2 separate regions of the Homo sapiens genome follow, and region 2 is linked to region 1. A link is a contact called in ENCODE Hi-C data. All regions are on one chromosome and are shown on one strand. The core of a region is the stretch at or near the end of the contact, and the rest is flanking DNA. Distances in the headings are between cores, read along the strand shown.

Region 1 (7,366 bases), core at 4,198-6,697:
TCACTCCCCACCCACCTCCTCCCAGCCAAACCTTTGAGTGGCAGGAGGTGTCTTGTGGTTCCGCAGAGCCAGCCAGAGGCCCTGCAGGTGGGGTGAGGGCCTCCAGTGAAATCCACCTGCTCTGCCTCCTGCTTCTCAGTATTGCAACCCCCTTCCCGGTTCCGCTTTCTCTGCTGTTCCTTTTGTTCCTACCTCTGGCTAACCCAGCTTTGTCCCAAGCTGTCAACTCCATCATCTCCCCATTCCCAAGTGCCTCCGAGGGGCACCAGGAAAGCATGTGGGACCCATCCTGGCTGCCCAATAAATGGGCTTCAAAATAGCTTTGCTTAAGCTCCCTGGGGACACTCAGCCTCCCTGGCTCCTACTCCCCCATTTCTCGGTCACACAGTCCCAGCTGTGCCCAGGGAGAGGTTGTCACTCAACAGCCTGGGGCACAAGCCTATTTTTAGGTAGCCCCTGGTCTTCCCCAGCCACCTCCCCAAGAGCCCTCAGGTCCACCCTCCTGGGCTGACAGTGGCTGCATGTCCCTGGGTCTCCTTTAGGAAAGGTGGCCTCGGCTAGAAGCGTCCCGTGCCTAGCAGAGGAAACAGACAGGGAGTAACAGGAGAGGGGTCTTCTGGACAGAGAGGAAGTACTTGCTAAGTTCTGGGTGGGTTCTATGTGGAGTGGAGTTGGGGGACAACTGAGGCTGGTGACACCTGCCTTTATTCTGACTACAGGGGGTCCCAGAAGGCTGGGAAGGGGCCCCAAATTCAAAGAGGTTCTTTCCCTCAGGGCTGTGCAATTCTGTCGAATTCCTCATGACTCTCCTCCTCGCTTCCCTCACCAGTACATGGGTGGCCTTACTTGGTGGTAGGGCATAAAAGGGAAAAGCACTTGGAATGAGCGGCAGAGTGGCTGCCCTTTGATGGATCGCTTCTCTGGGTCTCAGTTTTCACATCTGTCCAGTGGGCATAATGAAATTCCAACCCCATCTATTGTGCAGGGTTGCTGTGAAAACACAACCTCGTACCTGAGGTCACAATGCCAGTGGGACATGATGTGTTTGCGTCACCTTCAAAATGCCCTCTGGTTTCTGGACAGGGATGCAGGAACAGTCCAGCACTGGAGAGAAGCTGCCTACTAGCTGAGTGCAAAGCCACGAGGGTGGTGCCTGTCACCTCGTCATTTTTCCAGTAGAGTCACACGTCAGTCTTCACCCACCGGTCTCTGAGGGCCCCTGGGTGAGGACCCCAAGTCTACGGTAGGAGGGGGCGCCTGGCTGTCATATTCTGCAGAGCAGACCTTGCTCTAGTGAACACTGAGGGTCTCTCGAAATGAAACTCTGATGTCAGTGCTCAAAGTCAACCCCCCAACAGGGGCAAGGAGGGGAATAAACAACAGCCAGGCCTGGGGAGCGCTCGCCCCTCCTGCCATGCGTGGCGTGTGAGTGAAGCCCCTGCCAGCATCAGGCCTCTGACATTCCCGAGGACATGGCTGCAGCCCCCGGAGGTGCTCCTGGTCCTGGAGCAGCCCCACCTGGTCCCAGGGGCTCAGGCTAGGTGAGCTGTGAGAGGGGAACTCAGAGCCAGCCCGGCCAGTGCCAGCTGTTGTTCCCCCGCCAGCTTGGCATCTCGAGGAGGGGTCATAACAAAAGAGACAGGGCCACTCCCTGAGCTGCAAGTTCTGGCCGGGAATCCAGTGGCGTCTGGGGGCCCCGCAGACAGCAGCCTGCCTTTCATGTGCTGAGCTGGGGGCCTGGAGGAAACATTTTCCATGCCTGCTGCCAAATTTCCTCAAAGAACAATGCAAGAGAAGATGCTGTTTTGCAGTCAGGGAAGCTGGAAGGGGGCGGTGGTGCAGGTTTCAGGAAGGTCAGAAGTCAGGCCATGAGCCTCTGGGAAGCTGCGCCCCCTCCCCTAGTAGAACAGGCATCCTGAGACTGTTCCCCTCCCGTGCCCAGGCCCTTCTCAGGGCAGGAGCTGCCGTCATTGTCATTTGCAGGGCACTTGGGCGGGTTGTAGGAAGCGGCTGCCCCAGCAGAGATGGCTGGTTTCCCCTGCTTCCCAGAGCTGTGGTGTCTAATTAGTGAGATGGAGGTGAAGGACACCTCTCAGTCATTGCTGCTGCTGCGAACAGCTGCCAACGTCATCACAAGGCATTTGTCAGGGGCCTGCAGGACTCACTGTAAGATGTGTGAACCCAAAAGTATCTGAGACAGGTCTCAATCCATTTCGAAAGTTCATTTTGCCAAGGTTAAGGACATGCCCGTGACACAGCCTCAGGAGGTCCTGACAACAGGTGCCCAAGGTGTTTGGGACTCAGCTTGGTTTTATACATTTTAGGGAGACATGAGACATCAATCAATATGTGTGAGATGTACATTGGTTTGGTCCAGAAAGGTGGGGCAACTCAAAGTGGGGGCTCCCAGGTTATAGGTAGATAAGAGACAAACAGTTGCATTCTTTTGAGTTTCTGATTAACTCAAATTAGCCTTTCACTGAATACACAATTTACATGTGAGAGAGGGGTAGGGGAACAATCACTGATGCCTCAGTCTGGCTCAGTGAATCTGCGTTTTTACATAGACAATAGAGCAGAGGAAACCATCACATATACACTGGTCTCATATGAACAGAGGGATGACTTTGAGTTCCATCTGTTCTTTGTCCACGAGGAATTTCCTTGTGGGTAAATTGTGAGCAAGGTATGTAAATTTTTGTCTGTGTAGTGATCTTATTTACGAATAAAATAGGAGGCAGGTTTGCCTGATGCAGTTCCCAGCTTGACTTTTCCCTTTGGATTAGCGATTTTAGGGTCCCAAAATGTATTTTCCTTTCACAGATGTTTTATGAAGACACTATCTCTGCTTTCTAGAAGATTCTAGTCTACATGGAAAAGGCAAGCAAGCATGGCAGAGTGAAAGGCAGCACTGTGGGTTAAGACCATGGACTCTGGAGTTTGCTGCCTGGTCTAAATCCCTAGTTACTTATGGGTCATGTACCATGCCTCAGTTTACCCCTCCAAAAATGAGGATGAAGATAACAACAGTGTCTCCTTTATGGAGTTGTTATAAGGATGAAATGAGTCACTGTTTGCAAAGCTCTTAGAACAGCATCTGGCGTCACACACCTGCAGTGTTTGCAAAATAAATAATACAAGAGTAAAATACAAAATTGGGCCTTGACAACTGGGATGAGACCACATTTAGTTTTGAAGATGAGGTTTGGCAGTTTTCCATCATGAGGGTTTTTTTTTCTAAGCATGGTTTCCATTGCTCCAAATCTGTTTTGGGTTTGTGGGAAAGGCAAATGGGAAAGAATGTGATTCTGAAATGCAGGGAACTTTACAAAGCTTTCAAAGATCACAGCTTCACCTTCCCGAGAGCAACTCCTGAAAACAGAGACCTGTGTTTCTGCAAAGCACTGTGCAAGTCGCCTCTCCAACAAGTCTGGGTGGATGGAGAAGTTTCCAGGCTCCCCTGAAATCAACACTCTCGTGTTGATGGGGAGAAATTAAGAACAAGAGGATTTGGCTAAGGTCCCAGCGTGCGATGGCGTCTGAGCTGAAGTGCTGGGCTGCCTACAGAAATCTCTTCTAGAGATTGAGCTGGAGTAGGATTTCTCTCCTCTGAACAAGTAGATGATTATACAATGTTCCATTCTCAGGGGGTAAAGCCCTCTCCAGTCTTCCCAAGACCCAGTGAAGAAGAAGAGAGGGTTCCTAGCTAAGGAAGGGAGACAAGGGTGGTGGCTTTCCACGGCTCCCGCACGTGCTGGGTGTGAAGCTGGTAGTGGAAGTGTGTTTCCTCAGCAGCTGTGAGTCCTCAGAATACTGGGTCCCCACGGACCAGCCAGCAGAGGGACAGCCCTTCCTTAGTGGGGCTCTCCAAGGGCCATAGGAGCACCATGGGCTGGTGCATGTGGCCTCGGGCTGCTCTGGGGAGAGGGTCATTGGTCCCTCTTACTCACCTCCTGTCGGGAGTGGCCAGACACAGCCTGACCATACAAGGGTGACTAGGAGTTTAGGTTCGAGAGTATTGAGGGTGGCCAGGCATTCCGAGTCCAGGGCCCTCCAGGCAAAAACAACTCATCAACCTTTTGAAAGCAACAGCTGAGTCACTAATACCATTAGCAACCAGAATTTGCACTTTCGGTGTGCCGGCATTCTTCTGAGTGTTTTACCTAGAGTCACTGACTCAATTCTCACTGAAACCCTAGGAGGGAGGCAGTGCTATTGCCTCCATTGTATAGATGAGGCAACTGACACTCAGAGAGGTGAAGTAACTTCCTCAAGGATACACAGCTTATAAACACTGGGATTCACACCCAGTTAGTTTGGCTCCAGCATTCCTGCTTTTGACCCCAACATTACACAGCCTCTGATTTATACAATTACAAACATTTTAAATACTGGAAGCTGAATTCAAACTGCATCCACCAACTTGACTTCTAAGACCCCATACACTTTACCTGAGGGGTGCTCAGCCACCAGGCAAAGAATGGGCTGCAGTGACACACTGGCACACGTGCCTCCCGCTTGCGTCTGTGTTCTAAGCTGCTGCGTCCCTGTTGATGTGCACTGAGCTTGCGAGTGATTTGGACTCTCGAGACAATTTCTTTTTTCTTTTCTTTTTTTTTTTTTGAGACGGAGTCTCGCTCTGGCTGGAGTGAAGTGGCGTGATCTTGGCTCACTGCAACCTCCACCTCCTGGGTTCAAACAATTCTCCTGCCTCAGCCTCCCAAGTAGCTGGGATTACAGGTGCCCGCCACCATGCCTGGCCATTTGTTTTTGTATTTTTAGTACAGACGGGGTTCTACCATGTCGGTCAGGCTGGTTTCAAACTCCTAACCTCAAGTGATCCACCTGCCTCAGCCTTCCAAAGTGCTAGGATTACAGGCCTGAGCTACCGCGCCCGGCCTCTCGAGACAATTTCTGTTCAGCCAACTTTTCCTATATCTTTCTCAAAATTATTAGTTTCCGCCCACTGTTCCAATCGAATATGGTCTCTTTTATGAATACCAGCTCTGTCGCCTGCAGCACATTTGCTCTCCCTGGAAGCTTTGGGTCATTTGTGGATCTGGACAGCGTGTTTTCACTGAAGCCGCTGGGTGAGAACAGTGGAGGCGCAGGCGCAGGCTGGGGGCTGGGCAGACACTTCCTTTAGGTGCTGCTGTGTATTCAGCTATGGATCCATCCACTGTGCACTCCCATCCAGCCGGTTTGTCCCAGAGGTGGTGGTAGGGAAGTTCCAGGACATTCCTGTTTCCTCCGCTGCCTTCTCTCTTAGCTGAGCCCTTTCTCACCTTTCCTCCCAGACCCTGTTCCCTCCCCTTACTTGCGGGGCATCCTCGGGGACAGGTTCTGAAACCACAGCTGTGGGCCAGCGTTCCACCTATTGTCTGCGAGCCAGCAGAGCAGAACAAACCTGCCTGAGATTCTCATTACAGCTTGTGATTTGGGAGACGGGCCAGCTGCGGCTGTTGCCAGGGCAACCAGTGGTGCGGAAAAAGGTAACAAAAAAGAGCCTGGAGCCTCTTGACCGGACTTCAGGAGTGAAGGAGTGGAGGGGAGGGCTCGGGCTTGCCATTCAGGAGCGATTGTTGACATGTCAACTGCAATCCCTCTGCCCCTCTCCAGGCCGGGACAGCCCCCAGCACAGCGCCCTGCCATGCACCACCAGCATGTGCCTGCTCTGTGTCTGTGTTTTCAGGGGTCCACTTGGCCCTGCGTAGCCTTTTCTCTTTTATGCATTTCCCCACTCACACTTGAATGTCTTCAATTCCTTCCTCCCTTTCTCTCATTCTCTTCTGCAGCCCCTTTCCCTCTCCTTTCCCACGTACCAGAACATCAGCCTCAAAAGATTAAAAGAAAATTAGCCAGGGGTGGTGACACGTGCCTGTAATCTAGCTACTCAGGAGGCTGAGGTGGGAGGCTCTCTTGAGCTCAGGAGGTGGAGGCTGCAGTGAGCTGTGATTGTGCCACCGCACTCCAGCCTGCGCGACACAAGTCCCCATGTCTCTAAAATAAAATTTAAAAAAATAATAAAATGAAATGTAAATAAGGCACGGGAGGGAACTGATGGTCCTGTGCTGGCAGATCCTGCGGCCTCAGCACCTAAGCGGCCAATGGGCAAAGGTGGTGAATTCAGCCTGTCTAGATAACCTGTGATTCATTGGTTGGGCAGTGATTTGTGACGAGCCCTGGGACGGTTTCTTTCCAGTTACCCACTGGACGTCTTGTGCTGCCATATCCTGGGGAGCCAGAGGGGGGCATTTTCCTTTGAAGGCTTTGAGAGTCATAGCCAAGCCCTTTTCTCCATGGCGTCCCTCCCTGACCCCACCCAACATTTCAGGAGTTAACCTTCCTAAGAGCCGAGCTCTGGCCGTTTTACTCATCGAAGAGGGAATCCCCTACACATTTTAGGTACTCACGCAGCTCGCTTGCCTGAGCACAGGCTTCGACCTTTACCTCACTTCTGGTAGGAGGTCTGTTTCATTCCCATCCAATCTGCAGGTTTTTCCCTAATCCCTTAAGGAAGCAGTAACTTCATGTTTCTCAGAATATCCTGATTGGAAGAATCACTCGGCAGCTTAGAGCACAGATTCCTGAGCCGCATCTCAGACCTACTGAATCAGAAACTCTGGGGAAGTTATCTGGGAATCTGCTTTAGAAAAATTGCCCCCGGTGATGCTCATGTTAGGAGAGGTTTGGGGAACAAAGCCCAAGTGCTGATTTTCGCTTCTCGGGCTCAGCACTTGGGTTCTGTCTGGGCCTCAGGGTACTCTTTCATCTGCAAGGTGGAACTGATCCTCACAGCTCTGCTATCCTGCCCACAAACTTCCCAGACCAGGGAGGCTCTGGGGAGGCATGGCCGGCCTGGTGCTGGCCCAGTGTGGTCAGGACTAGGTCATGCCCCTGTTGCCCATGGCTCACCATGCTGTGGATATCACATCCATCCATGCCTATTGGCTCATGGCAGCTTAAGCCCTAGAAAGAACAGGTGGGAGAACTTTAGCTCTATGTGCCCACCAGGGATCTCACACCTCCTGGCTGCAGGAGCTGGACGGGAGGTCACCTGGCTTTGATGTAAGCTGCCACCTCTTTATGCATCCATCCTGCGAGCACTTGACATGCTATTGCTCTGCGGCATCGTGGCAGCGCTGTATACCGAGAGGAATGCAGGGTTTAGGGCTCAAAAGCTCTGGTTGAATCCTGGCTGCCACTTGCTACCTGTGGGGTCCTGGAGCACTTCCTTTCCTTATCTGTAAAACATGGATAACAACCAACTTCACAGGGTTGCTGTGAAAATTAAGTATGAAAAATTTCCAGCAGAGTGCTTTGCAGATAGAGAACTCGATGCATGTCAGTTCCCTTTCTGTTCATT
Region 2 (6,358 bases), core at 2,666-5,165, 720 kb before region 1:
AGAGGATGGCTGGACTGGCATATAGGCCTGCAGAAGGGATACGTGATGCTGTACAGAAAGATAGATGGATTCTTAGGGTGTGCTGAGCTGTGGGGACTCATGACCCCAAATCCACCATGTCTCAGGTTACACAGGTTTAGATCTGCTCCCTAAAGGGCAGACTAACTGCCCTGCTGGGTCAAGTTGTCATCAGTTACATCCATTAGTGCTTTCCAGAGAAAATAAAAGGGAGCTTTCTATCTAAATATTTAAATCTATCTGTTACTGCAGTAAGTAAACAATCTGAAAATCCAGATTAGCACAATTGGTCTTTAACAAGGATTCTTCACTTTAAGAAACAAGGTGCGTCTCTGGGGCACTAAAACTCTGATTAGAAAACAGATCAAAGCAGCACTCTGTGTTGATGGCTTCTCCACATGGTGACTCAGGGACCCAGGATCCTTTCATCTTGTGTCTCTGCCGTCCCCTGCACTCTCATTTTCATTTGGGTCCAGCCAGCCACAGGTGAGACTGTGGGGTGCATCCATGTCGTAGAAGCTTCAGCTAAGAGATGGGACACTTCACTCCTGTTCTGTTCTATTGGCTGGAACTCACTATCAACACTTATTTTTCATTTTCTTCATTTTTCCATTTTCTTTTTTTTTTTTTTTTTAGATGGACTCTCACTCTGCTGCCCAGGCTGGAGTGCAGTGGCGCAATCTCGGCTCACTGCAAGCTCTGCCTCTGGGATTCAAGTGATTCTCCTGCCGCAGCCTCCCGAGTAGCGCCTGCCACCACGCCCGGCTAATTTTTGTATTTTTTGTAGAGATGGGGTTTCACTATGTTGGCCAGGGTGGTCTCGAACTCCTGACCTCGTAATCCACCCGCCTCGGCCTCCCAAAGTGCTGGGATTACAGGCGTGAGCCACCGTGCCCGGCATTGATTTTTGTATTTTCATCAAGAGTAAATAAAGGCTATTTCAGCATTGATTGTCATTTTTTTTTAAACTGGACCCACTTATGTAATACTTAAACTAATAAAAATTGTAATATGAAACCATCGTTGCACTCTGAATAAACCTTATTTTGTCATGGTAGGATGTTGCTACATTGCACCATGTGCTCATATTTTTATTAGAATTTTCACTTCTCTATTTATGAATAAAACCAGTCTACATCTTTCTTTCTTTTTCTTTTTCTTGTTTGTTCTTGCATTAGGATTCTGCTACCTTTGTAAATAAATCAATGTATTCCTCACACAGCATATACATATTTATCAGTCTTGTAAGCTTAGAGCAGTCCATAAATCATAAAAGAGTTTAGGGTGAATTTTAGAAGAGAAAAACAAAAATGAAGTAATAAACAAACAGTTGCTGACAAACAAATATTTGTGCTTTATAAAGCCAGTCCTACGCTTGATCTTACCCACATGCCCTGGACAGATGACAGGAGGCCTGAGTTCTCATCTCTGCTCCGCTCCTGTGTTATCTCACAAGAGTCATGACATCCCGTTACCTCGAGCGCCCTTTCTATGCATAAAGAAGGCACTGGGGAGACGCCATGTCCAAGGTGCCTTCCAACAGTCTGACAGTTTTTCTAAATTTCAAAGATGACTTTCTCAATGCAAAAGCCAAGAAAGATCACATAAAACACACACACACACAAATATATATATATATGTGTATGTGTATATGTGTGTGTGTGTGTGTGTGTGTGTGTGTGTATACACACACATATTTTTATTTTGGGCTCCCACCAGAAAGGAAGATAGGTATAGAAAAACCACAAGTATGGGCCGGGCACGGTGGCTCATGCCTGTATCCCAGCACTTTGGGAGGCCGAGGCAGGTGGATTGCCTGAGGTCAAGAGTTCGAGACCAGCCTGGCCAACATGGTGAAACCCCGTCTCTACTAAAATACAAAAATTAGCTGGGTGTGGTGGCAGGCACCTGTAATCCCAGCTACTTGGGAGGCTGAGGCAGGAGAATTGCTTGAACCCAGGAAGTGGAGGTTGCAGTGAGCCAAGGTTGCACCACTGCACTCCAGCCTGGGCAACAGAACAAGACTCCGTCTCAAAAAAAAAAAAAAAAAAAAAAAAAAAAAAAAAAAAACTGGCCAGGCACGGTGGCAGTGGCTTATATCTGTAATCCCAGCACTTTGGGAGGCCGAGGCAGGTGGATCGCCTGAGGTCAGGAGTTCGAGACCAGCCTGACCAACATGGTAAAACCCCACCTCAACTATAAATACAAAAATTAGCTGGATGTGGTGGCGCATACCTGTAATCCCAGCTATTCAAGAGGCTGAGGCAGGAGAATCGCTTGAACCTGGGAGACAGAAGTTGCAGTGAGCCAAAATCATGCCACTGCACTCCAGCCTGGGTGACAGAGCAAGACTCTGTTTCAAAAAAAAAAAAGAAAAAGAAAAGAAAAGAAAAATCGCAAGTATGTTACCTTCGTATAAATAACAAAGTTAGCTCACTTCTCTGTTTCCTCCTGTTAGGAAGTGGATAAAGCAAAATGATCATCCAGTCACTAACCTGTGTGGTGGGGAACTTACGAGGTTGGTTAGTCATTAATCAGAGCAGATAATAAAGCATGTGACTCTCAGCCCAGTTCTCTGCACTGGAATAATGTGATCCTCATTTCCTGAAATTTAGTCATAACGAAGGAAGTGATTTGAAATTAGCTTCTCTTATAAAGATAGAGGAATCCTGATGAATTAGAGCTCCCTTTCACCTGGGACTTGCCTCCATCACACTTGGCGATCCCCACACCGCCCTTTGAGCTGAGCTGCTCTTGAGGGCAGACGAACTGCCCTACTGGGTCAAGTTGTCATCAGTTACATCCATCAGTGCTTTCCAGAGAAAATAAAAGGGTACTTTCCTCAATCTATCTGTTATTGCAGTAAGTAAAAAACCTGAAAATCCAGATTAGCACAATTCATCTTCAATGAGGATTCTTCACTTTAGGAAACAATGTGCTTCTCTGGGGCACTAAAAACAAGTTTATTTCCAAAACAAATTTTGATCAATGCTCAACAGTTTTTAAGGATGTATCTCAAATGATCTAAGAATATGCATCGACCATTATTTATAAGTAAGGGTGAAGGAAATGCACCTTTATGAAGTCCCTGAAGCACCCAGGGACTGTACCAGATGCCTTACAGGTGTACATATGTACTAGGTATAAAGGTTAGTTTCCTAATCTAGGTATGTGTAAATCCTCATCTTACTTTATTTCCTTGAGTCAAAGTCAATTCCAAGTCACCATTCCATTGAGATAATGAAAAGCCCAATGGTGGATGCCTCCTCCTAGTCAACATCTCCCCCCAAATTATAGGAAGGCACACAGAGCAAGATATCATCTCATGTTCACATGGCCCACGAAGTCTGGCCATGCCAAGCTTGGGCAGAGGAATCTTCTGCAAGATGGCAGCTTCCACTGTTACGGACCAGCCTCCATGGTGCACCAGAAAGGCACTCCCCTCAGGTGTCCTCCCACCTTGCTGGATGTTGCCAAAAATAAAAGAACAAGATTCCTCTATTTCTGGCACCCACAGCTTCCTGTCTCCTTTCAAATCCTGCGTAATTACCCTTCTCTCAAAGGCAGTAGCTTCTCTCTAGTACCTACAGCATAATCGCCTCAAGAAACCAAGGCTTCCAGAACTCAAACCCAGGAAGGAATCTAGGAGGATTCCAGAAATCAAGCCCAGGAATGAATCAAACCCAGCTGCACTCAACTCTGGACTTCCACGGTGCCTCGCGAGACTGGCTTTGCTAAGGCAAGGGCTTCTGGGTGGAGTTAATAAGAAAGCAGCATGAAAAGGTGCTTTGAGACACGACACATCGTTTCCTGCTAACGATCAAAGAATATACACAGCTGTTCCCGTTTCGGAGCAGTTCTGGCCCCAGGAGAGAGTTGCTGAGTTGCTTTCTGGAAAAGCTGGCTTTGACTTTTCAAGGCAGCTCATGCTGCTAAAGGTTGCATAGGCACAGAGAGAGGGAGCTGCCGGGGGCATGGGGGAGCCTTCCCTGATGCAACTGAACTTGAGCTGAGCTCACTATGTCTCTAGAATCTACTACCTATTCCTATTCAATAAATACAAGTATTTATTAAACATCTGTTACGTGCCAGGTCCTGTGTCAAATGATGGAGGAAGTGAAAATGCGTAAGACACAGTCTCACTTTGAAGAGTTCTCAGCCTTGTGGGCAAAGGCAGGAAGGTTCATTGTGTGGCTTGAGTGCACACAGGGAGGCTTTAAAGAATGTGAGAGGAATATGAGGAACAGATGCTGCCCTGGAGTGACTCGCATCTCGCCCGAAGAGACAAACAAGGCACCCAACAACCACAGAACCAGTAAGTGCCAAACCATGGGTACTAACCCTAACTACAATGGGTATTCTGAAAAGGCAGAAAAAATTTAAGTGATCTTAGCATAATCAGACTTGGTGAGGCTTAACATTCCTCCCTCTTCACTAAAAAAAAAAAAAAAAAAAAAAAAAAAAGTCTTCTGAACAGGCACTGCACTAGGCTCTGGGAATGCAAGCCTAGGAAAGTCCAAATCGACGCCTTAAAATGTTCAGCAGACAGTGAAGGAAACATGGAGCTCCAAACCAGGGGCTAAGTGCCACCCTCAACACAGCTTCAGGCCTTCACTCTTCCCAGGAACTGGGGACTGTTTCAGAAAGGGGGTGCCATCTCTGCTGAGCTTTGAAGGAAGGGTAGAAGTTAGCCAGGGAGCAAGGTTGGAGGTAAGGGGTTCTAAGCCCAGGAGACGCCAAGAGTATAAAATTGGGTAAATTCCTGAAAAGTCAAGGTCAAGCAATTCCTGTATAAGGAGAAGATTTGGTGAAATCAAAGAGAAGACAAACTTGAGGCCAGTAAATTATTACCCTTTATCGGTCTTAACAGACGGGAACTAACAATATATCCCTGCGAAAGATCAATGCCGGAGTGAGGCTCAAGTTCACCTCCCGCAGCCTGTGACTCACGGCACACTGACTCAGCCATGCTACCTGCAAGGAGGCACGTTAGGACAACGCAGGGACCCAGCACGTGCCAGTGAGTCTCTCTCTGTCCTAACTATGGGATGCCACCCTCCTGGGTCAGCTGACTCACCCCTGCCTGTAAATCCTAGTCAGGTCTGTAGGTGCCTGGGGAAGAATCCTACCTACCTCTGAGTAAAGACAGGAATAGAAGCTGGTTCGTCTAGAGCAGCAACACAACCAACGTTGAAAAAAGCAAACACCATTTCTGAAAATTGCATGCAGAGTGCATGGTATCAACTGACGTGTCTCCCCTAGGAGAGTGAGCCATTAATGCTTTGCTAACCACAGCGCTATCAAGACCATCGTTTCCAATCCTACAAAGGAAACACCAGGAAAAACAGAATTTAAAGGTTTTATTTGTCAACCTAAAGAGGAGGCAATCAATATCATTTGAGTGCTTTCATTACATCCGAGAAGGAAATGAAATCAGGATGCACCAGCATGGGTTTTAGGCTATGCAGCCAACAGAGATGAACCAGACGTGTCCTCAAGGAGCTTAGAATCAGGTGGAGAAAATAAGATGTCATATAAATTACCTAAGCAATAGTTGGCACAGCACTATAAGCCACCAAATGCTGCATTCTTTTTCCGCACCAACAGATCCGGTATGTCTTCAGGGAGCACCTGCGTTGGGGTGCGTTAGAGATCCATCTGGAAGGCCAGGAAGACATTCAGGACCATTCACAGCTGGAATGCTCCTGAACAGCTGCCCAAGATCCAGGCCTGGCCTTTCAGGATGCCCTGAAAATGCACTGAACAAGGCCAAGTGCAGTGGCTCACACCTGTAATCCCAACATTTTGGGAGGCCGAGGCAGGAGGATTGCTTGAGGCCAGAAGTTCAACACTAGCCAGGGCAACATAGCAAGACCCCATCTCTGAAAAATATTTAAAAATTATCCAGGAAGTGTGCCTATAGTCCTCGCTACTAGGGAGGCTGAGATGAGAGGATCTCTTGACCCCAGGAGTAGAAGGCTGTAATGAGCTATGATCACACCACTGAATTCCTGGGCAAAGAGCAAGACCTTGTCTCAAAAAAAGAAAAAAAAAAAAAAAGTGCCCTGAACCATAGAATAAGTGGACTCTGGACTCTGCCATTCTCCTACTTCCCTTTCTTGAGCCAGTTTCCACGGGCATTGGCCAAGGTAACCTAGGGTAATCCGAGGTTACCCTAGGAGAAGCAGAACTCACAGCTCACAGAGCTGAGACAGAGGAGAAGTGTGTTTGGCTTGGCTTAAACCTAGACTTCCTAGGCCAGGTCACAGTGTCTCCTCCACTTTTTCCCTTTAACTTTTGCTCAAGAGATCAGACTGATTTATAAGATAAACAGACTGCT

Evidence for each region. A loop is a pair of places that touch in the nucleus more often than their neighbours do. Pooled maps may share reads with other maps.
Region 2: a loop to region 1 is called in a pooled map, with 9 times the contacts of the local background. The contact joins two enhancer-like sites. A Hi-C loop is called at or near these places in 3 of 37 single-sample maps with no recorded cell type and 3 of 50 pooled maps.

Annotation. Positions count from the first base shown.
Region 1 is chr10:5,581,837-5,589,202 of GRCh38, reverse strand. No RefSeq gene overlaps it. Among named protein-coding and RNA genes, the nearest start is that of LASTR, 11 kb to the left of the region's middle. RefSeq lists enhancers at 975-1,782, 3,465-4,664, 5,271-5,799. Within about 2 kb of position 5,447, at least 7 of the 41 ENCODE cell types and tissues checked have a DNase peak (open chromatin) inside an H3K27ac peak, as active enhancers do.
Region 2 is chr10:6,298,093-6,304,450 of GRCh38, reverse strand. It overlaps a transcript of PFKFB3 not described here. Among named protein-coding and RNA genes, the nearest start is that of LINC02649, 25 kb to the left of the region's middle. RefSeq lists an enhancer at 4,365-5,564. Within about 2 kb of position 3,915, at least 15 of the 41 ENCODE cell types and tissues checked have a DNase peak (open chromatin) inside an H3K27ac peak, as active enhancers do.